Regions from separate parts of the Mus musculus genome. Here region 2 is linked to region 1. The links are chromatin contacts, found by POLR2A ChIA-PET in ENCODE. All regions are on one chromosome and are shown on one strand. The core of a region is the stretch at or near the end of the contact, and the rest is flanking DNA. Distances in the headings are between cores, read along the strand shown.

What was found. ChIA-PET counts read pairs that join two places held with the same protein, here RNA polymerase II (POLR2A).
Region 2: POLR2A ChIA-PET joins it to region 1 with 10 read pairs in embryonic stem cell. The contact joins the promoter of Nfkbid here to the promoter of Wdr62 in region 1. POLR2A ChIA-PET finds 5 or more read pairs at or near these places in 4 of 5 experiments (Patski and embryonic stem cell).

What each region holds. Positions count from the first base shown.
Region 1 is chr7:30,278,963-30,281,731 of GRCm38, reverse strand. It overlaps Wdr62 (WD repeat domain 62), which reads left to right and starts at 1,322. Exons shown (of 33, transcript NM_146186.4): 1 at 1,322-1,576. The coding sequence starts at 1,400. It overlaps Thap8 (THAP domain containing 8), which reads right to left and starts at 1,638. Exons shown (of 3, transcript NR_144498.1): 1 at 1,252-1,638; 2 at 1,033-1,124.
Region 2 is chr7:30,421,748-30,424,557 of GRCm38, reverse strand. Nfkbid (nuclear factor of kappa light polypeptide gene enhancer in B cells inhibitor, delta) reads right to left here and starts at 1,283. Exons shown (of 11, transcript NM_172142.4): 1 at 1,055-1,283; 2 at 863-923; 3 at 107-318. The coding sequence starts at 112.

The DNA of each region.
Region 1 (2,769 bases), core at 73-2,572:
GTTATGTCTTAACTACTAAAAACTTAGGAGAAGGCCAACCACGCTGCAGCTCTCCCTGCACCTACTTATCAGATCATTATGCCTTTTCCCCCTATATAAACTGGCCCCGGAAATGTTTAGGGTTGTAGCTTACAGTTCCGAGTCTGGGTGATCAATCAGTTGGGTTTTTTTGTTGTTGCTGGTTTTTGTTTTTTGGGGGTTTTTTTTGGGTGGGGGGAGTTTCAATAAACCAGTCCTGTTTAACTGAGATCGGTTTTTAAGCGGTTTGTGCGACGCTTCCCAAACCCCAACAGACTTCTGGGCTAAAAATCAAACCCTTCCAACAAACATTTGATGGACAATAGTATGTGTTAGGCATTAGTCTAGCAACCTAGGAATAACAGGAAATGGGATAAAATTTGTTGGCTTCAGGGAGGGGCTGACATTCTAGTGGTGGGGACACCGTTGCATACCTCAACCTGTGATGCCCCAGAAAACCGTTTAAAGAGAAAAATAAGCCAAAAAATGAACAGGGAGAATGATGTGTGTGCACATCCCTCTCACCCCTTCCGCTCCCAAGGTAGCAATGAACTATCTACAGCTTCATAGCAGTAGCTCCCAAGACTCAAAGCTGGACCAACCCCGCCCCTCCCAGGGCCACGCCCCATGTTCGAATCTCCCAGGCCAATTGTCCCTGCCCAGGCGCCCCAAAGTGTTGGAGCCCTAATGTACTTATGTGTAGCTGTCCTACCCTGGCCAGTCCTGCCCAGTCAGCAATAACACTTGAGTCTGGGCCAAACCCTGTCCGGGTCCCCGAGCAATCCATCCGCCTCACGTCATCCCAGGGAAGAGCAACACTGCAACACGTGACAGGGGAAACTGAGGGCGCATGCGTACAAAATGTTCCTCGTGCTACCGCGGCTACGCCCCAATCACGGGATGGAGAGCAGCTGGCTACAATCTTCGCAATCCTAAACCTCACTATTTGTATAGGCAAGAGTAGGGCGGTGTTGTTCCCGACCCCAAGCCCACGGCTCTTTGGCTTCACCCTACCCCTATATCCATGAGACTGGTACAGCTTGAATAACTTCCCGGGACTGTTGCAAAAGACAGGATGAGCTCCATCAAAGTTAAAAGCTGTGTGTCTATGAACAGAGAAAGCACAGGTTAGTAGAGAAACCCAGCCAGACTCAGTAAGCAGTGAAATAGACAGGCCCTGGCCCCACCTTCCTTTAGCTCCGCCTCTTATCTCCCATTGGGCAATGAGCCTACCCGGAAGCTTTGTGATTGGCCAGCCGGGGTGCCGGCTGCGTCCAATGGGCGGTGGCGCCGGCTTTCCCGCGGCCATTCGCTATTCGAGTGGGTGCTGGCTACAGGCGGCTGTTAAGAAGCGTAACGGACACTGGTCTCCGACAGCATGATGGCTGCCTTAGCGGCCGGAGGTTATACGCGGAGTGACACGATAGAAAAGCTGTCCTCTGTCATGGCGGGAGTTCCGGCGCGGAGAAACCAGTCCTCCCCGCCTCCTGCCCCACCGCTCTGCCTCCGGCGGCGGACGCGACTCGCGGCGGCTCCCGAGGACACTGTGCAGAACCGGGTGAGAGGCTGGTCGTCCTGTTTACCCAACTCCGGGCTTCTCTGCCACCTTGGTCCCGCCTCGGGGCCTCGGTCCCTCCCATCGCTTCTTTATTTGCTCCCTCAGGCGGCTTCCCAGGCCCGCCTGGTCCGGAAGCCCCGCCCCCTTGGCAGAGGCTTTCCCCCTGCGTTCCTGCTGGCTTCAGGGTTTGGTGCTGCCCATCTTTCTGGCTCCACTTAGAGTTGGCACATTGCTTTATTTTAGTTCTAACTCCCGGGAAATGGTTTTGCATTTACAAATCATCTCTAATATCACTTTACTGTTCAGTGAGTGACCTAAGACACTTATCCCTTTCATTCCAGTGTGTCTTTGATTTTATTGGAATAGGGCTGGGGACCACTGCAGCCACCAGTGTGCTGTATCGGAGTCTGAGCGAGAGGCTGGCCTGTTGGCTCTTGCCACGCCTCCTCTGTAGCGCCTCGGGGTAAGGTGTGCTCTTCCAGGCCCCTATTTGGTTAACATTCCCCTGGTTTTGTTGTTGTTATATTGTTGTGGGTTTTGTTGTTGTTGTTATATTGTTGTGGTTTTTTTGTTTTTTGTTTTTGTTGTTTGTTTTTTCCTTTTGAGACAGGATTTCTTTGTGACTGAATTCATTCTGTAGACCAGCAGGCTGGCTGTGAGCTCTGAGATCTACCTTTCTGCCTCCGGAGTACTTGCCTGGCTTATTTGCGTAACATTTCTTGGTCTTCCTTCCTTTTTCTGTTCCTGATTTCTTTCCTGTTCCTTCACTAGAACTGATTTTTATCTACTTACGGCTTAAAATTATGGAGAATGTAAAAATCTTAGCACTGCTGCCTGGGGAGCAGGGTGTACAAAACAGTTCCACAAAATTTGAGTCACAGAAAGAAATGACTTTGGGTAGAAGGAATGCTATTAGTAAAACTTTTTTTTTTTTTTTTTTTGGTCAGGGTTTCTCCGTGTAGCCTTGGCTGACCTGGAACTGGCTGTGTAGACCAGACTGGCTGAGGTCAACTTTTGAGAGTTCATTCTCCCAGAGTCAGCTTTGGCCCCAAGGGCTTTTACCTACGGAGCTATTGGCTACTAGTCTAGAGGCAGTGGGACCTGGGAGAATGGAGTCATAAATGAGGCAAGCTAAAGTCTCCTGTAGTAGCCAACTTTAGTCTGAGCAGCAGACAGTTTGTACCCTGAGGGTT
Region 2 (2,810 bases), core at 34-2,533, 140 kb before region 1:
CCTCTGCCTCCGGAGTAGCTGGGATGACAAGCCTGCGCCACTAGGCTCAGCACCACTGAGAAGTTTTTAGGGGCCCTTAAGCATCTGTCCCCACCCTATAGTTTACCTCCATCACCAGGGGAAATGGGCCTGACCGGCCTGGGTCTGACGGAGGGTAGAAATCAGGAGTCAGGAAGCCTTCAGAAGCAGAGAATGGGAAAGAGCCCTCTGTATAGGTAGCATGGATGCTAGGGTCCCAGTCTGCAAAGCCTGAAGGGGGAGCCAGGTTGCCAGGTCCGGAATCCACAGTCTCTTGGAAGGCAGGGAAATGAGTATGGCCTGAAACAGAGAGGGTGGTCAGAACCAGCCTGTTATTACAGCCTGGAGACATGGCCAGGGAAGGTAAACCTGGAGTCTCCAGAGGTCCTGAGACACTGAGGAGCTGGGTCCTCCAGTCCTGGGGCATCAGCAAGCTGCGATGCCAGGCCTACTGGATCTCAAGCAACTGGGATCTGAAGTCCTGGAGTCTTAAACCCTGGATGCTTGAAGGACACTATTCATGGACTACTGGGCTACTGAAAACCAACGTCAAATTCCAGGGGTTTTGGTTATAAGACAAGGTGTCTTAGATAGCTCTAGGTGGCCTGGAACTTGCTAGTAAAAAAAAAAAACCACATGACCTCAAACCCAATGGCAATCCGCCCCCCCTCAACTCCGGAGTACTGGGAATATAGACATGTGCAACGATGGCAGGCTGGTCATCAAAATTTCCCATATGGCTCAAGAATAATGAGAGCTGCCTGACTCCTCGGTCCCCAAAGGTCTAAGAGCTGGGATGCCTGAGTCTAAGAGAAGCTGGGCTAGGAGCTAACTTTATTCTTACCTGGCTCTGCCTCATTCACAGATGGAGTCAGTGGCTGGACCAGAGGAGGGGAGAAGTGTCCCTGCAATGTAAAGGAAATGAATTTATGAATCTGGAAGATTCTTCCAGGTCTGTCCCCCACCTGCAGAGCCTCAGAGTCAGGACTACAACTCCCATCTCCCCCAGCGCACATGGCGACTTCCAGAGACTCACCGGCACCCCAGCAGCCTCTGGCTGCTGCTGTCGGCGCCTCTGTTCTTCCAGAAGCTTCTTTACCGTCTGTGTTGGGCAGTGACTACGCTCAGGCCGACTCACTGTGTGTGGGAAGACAGAAGGAAGTCATCAGGAATGTTTAAGTCACCCGAATGCAGCCTCGGTGGCAGCGGTGGGTGGCTGGGAGTGCATGTGGGCGCCCTCCTTTCCTTCGAGCGAGCTGGAGAACTACAAAGCCAACAGAAGATGTTGAGTGCAGGGCCCCGCCTCCGCCATTTCCTTCCTTTTCCTCCACGCTTTTCCTCCGCACCAACTTTCCACCACCGTAGTGGAAACTGAGGAAGTGGGGAGGCTAGCACTTCTCTGAAGCATCTATCTTCTCCGGAGACACCGGGCTCCTCGGAAGCACCACCACATCCGTTAAAAATCCCAACCTAGGCGACCAGGTCCTAACACTAGGAGTGGAGGACTGGGGTTTGCTAATCTCAACTTCCCGAAAAGGCATTTCCAGGTTCCCAATATCTCTGTTTTAACTAGGAGTAGAGGCACACCCCTGCAATCCCAGCGAGGTGGTGGCAGAGGGTCAGGTGTTAAGGCCAGACTCATCTATAAACGAAGTGAGAGGCCAACCTGGACTACCTGAGACCTCTGTCTCAAAACAACAACAAAATGTTTCTCTGTTCTAGAATCTGACATGTGGGGCTGGGCGCAAGGCTGGGTGGATGGTAGAACGTAAGCCCAGAGTCCTCAGCACAGGAAAGGGTGAGTTGCTCCTCTCCAAGTCTTGGGATCACCACTCTTGCTCTAGCCTCTCTGCCAGGATCCACCAAATCAGTAGCGGTGTAGTTCCTCAATGATCCAGGGATCTGGAGTCGCAAAGCTCCCGCCCCCACCTCGGCAAACTTGGGAATAGCAGGGACCAACCATCCCGGAGATGCCCCTGTATCCCATTGGCACAATCCATTCACCCAGAACCCAAGAGTACAGACCCTCAGTCTCCTCTGAGACCTGAAAATCCGGTTCCCTCGACCCAAGAAGAGCAAATCCCCAGCCCAGACTTCCCAGCTCAGACTCCAGCGCGAGAAGGGTTAAAGTCAGCCGAGGACTGACTCGGAAACCCTCGAGACGAGACGCCGCGCGCTGACGTCACGGCGCTAACGCAAGGGAATCTTCCACCTCCCAGTTCCGCTCCGCACGCGCGCGCCGCAGGTGTCTGGCTCGGAGGCGGGGCACGCAGCGAAGCGCGGCGCCCGTGGAATCCCCGCGCACGGGGAATTCCTGTTCGGCCCGGGCACCCTGCACCAGTGGTGCTCTGGGAAGTCCCAGGGCGGGGCTGCTCTCTACCAGAGTGGACTCCTGAGGTCCAGCGCCCGACCTTCGAGGCCCAAACCTGCGTCCATAACCGCAATTTCAAGGATGCAATGCAGCCCCTCCTTGGGTGAAGGAGTCCGGGTCACTTCGTCCTCTTAGAGAACCCCCGGTATCAGGCCTCTCAGTCCTTGCACCCCAACTCCCAAGGATGTCCAACACTCCCAAGGACTCAGAAGTCCAGGATCCCAGCCTCTCCTCTTCAACGTCCAGAATCAATTCTCAGGGCCCAGCTTTACGCTCCAGCCAACCTTCAAAGCATCCAGAAAGGCGCGTTCCTCGCTTTACCCCCAGCTCTTACCTCGAGGATTCTTGGATGCAGACTGTGGGCCCCCAGGGCCGCGGCCTCGGCGTTGCGCCAGCCTCGCTACCTGCCCCGCGGAGCCGC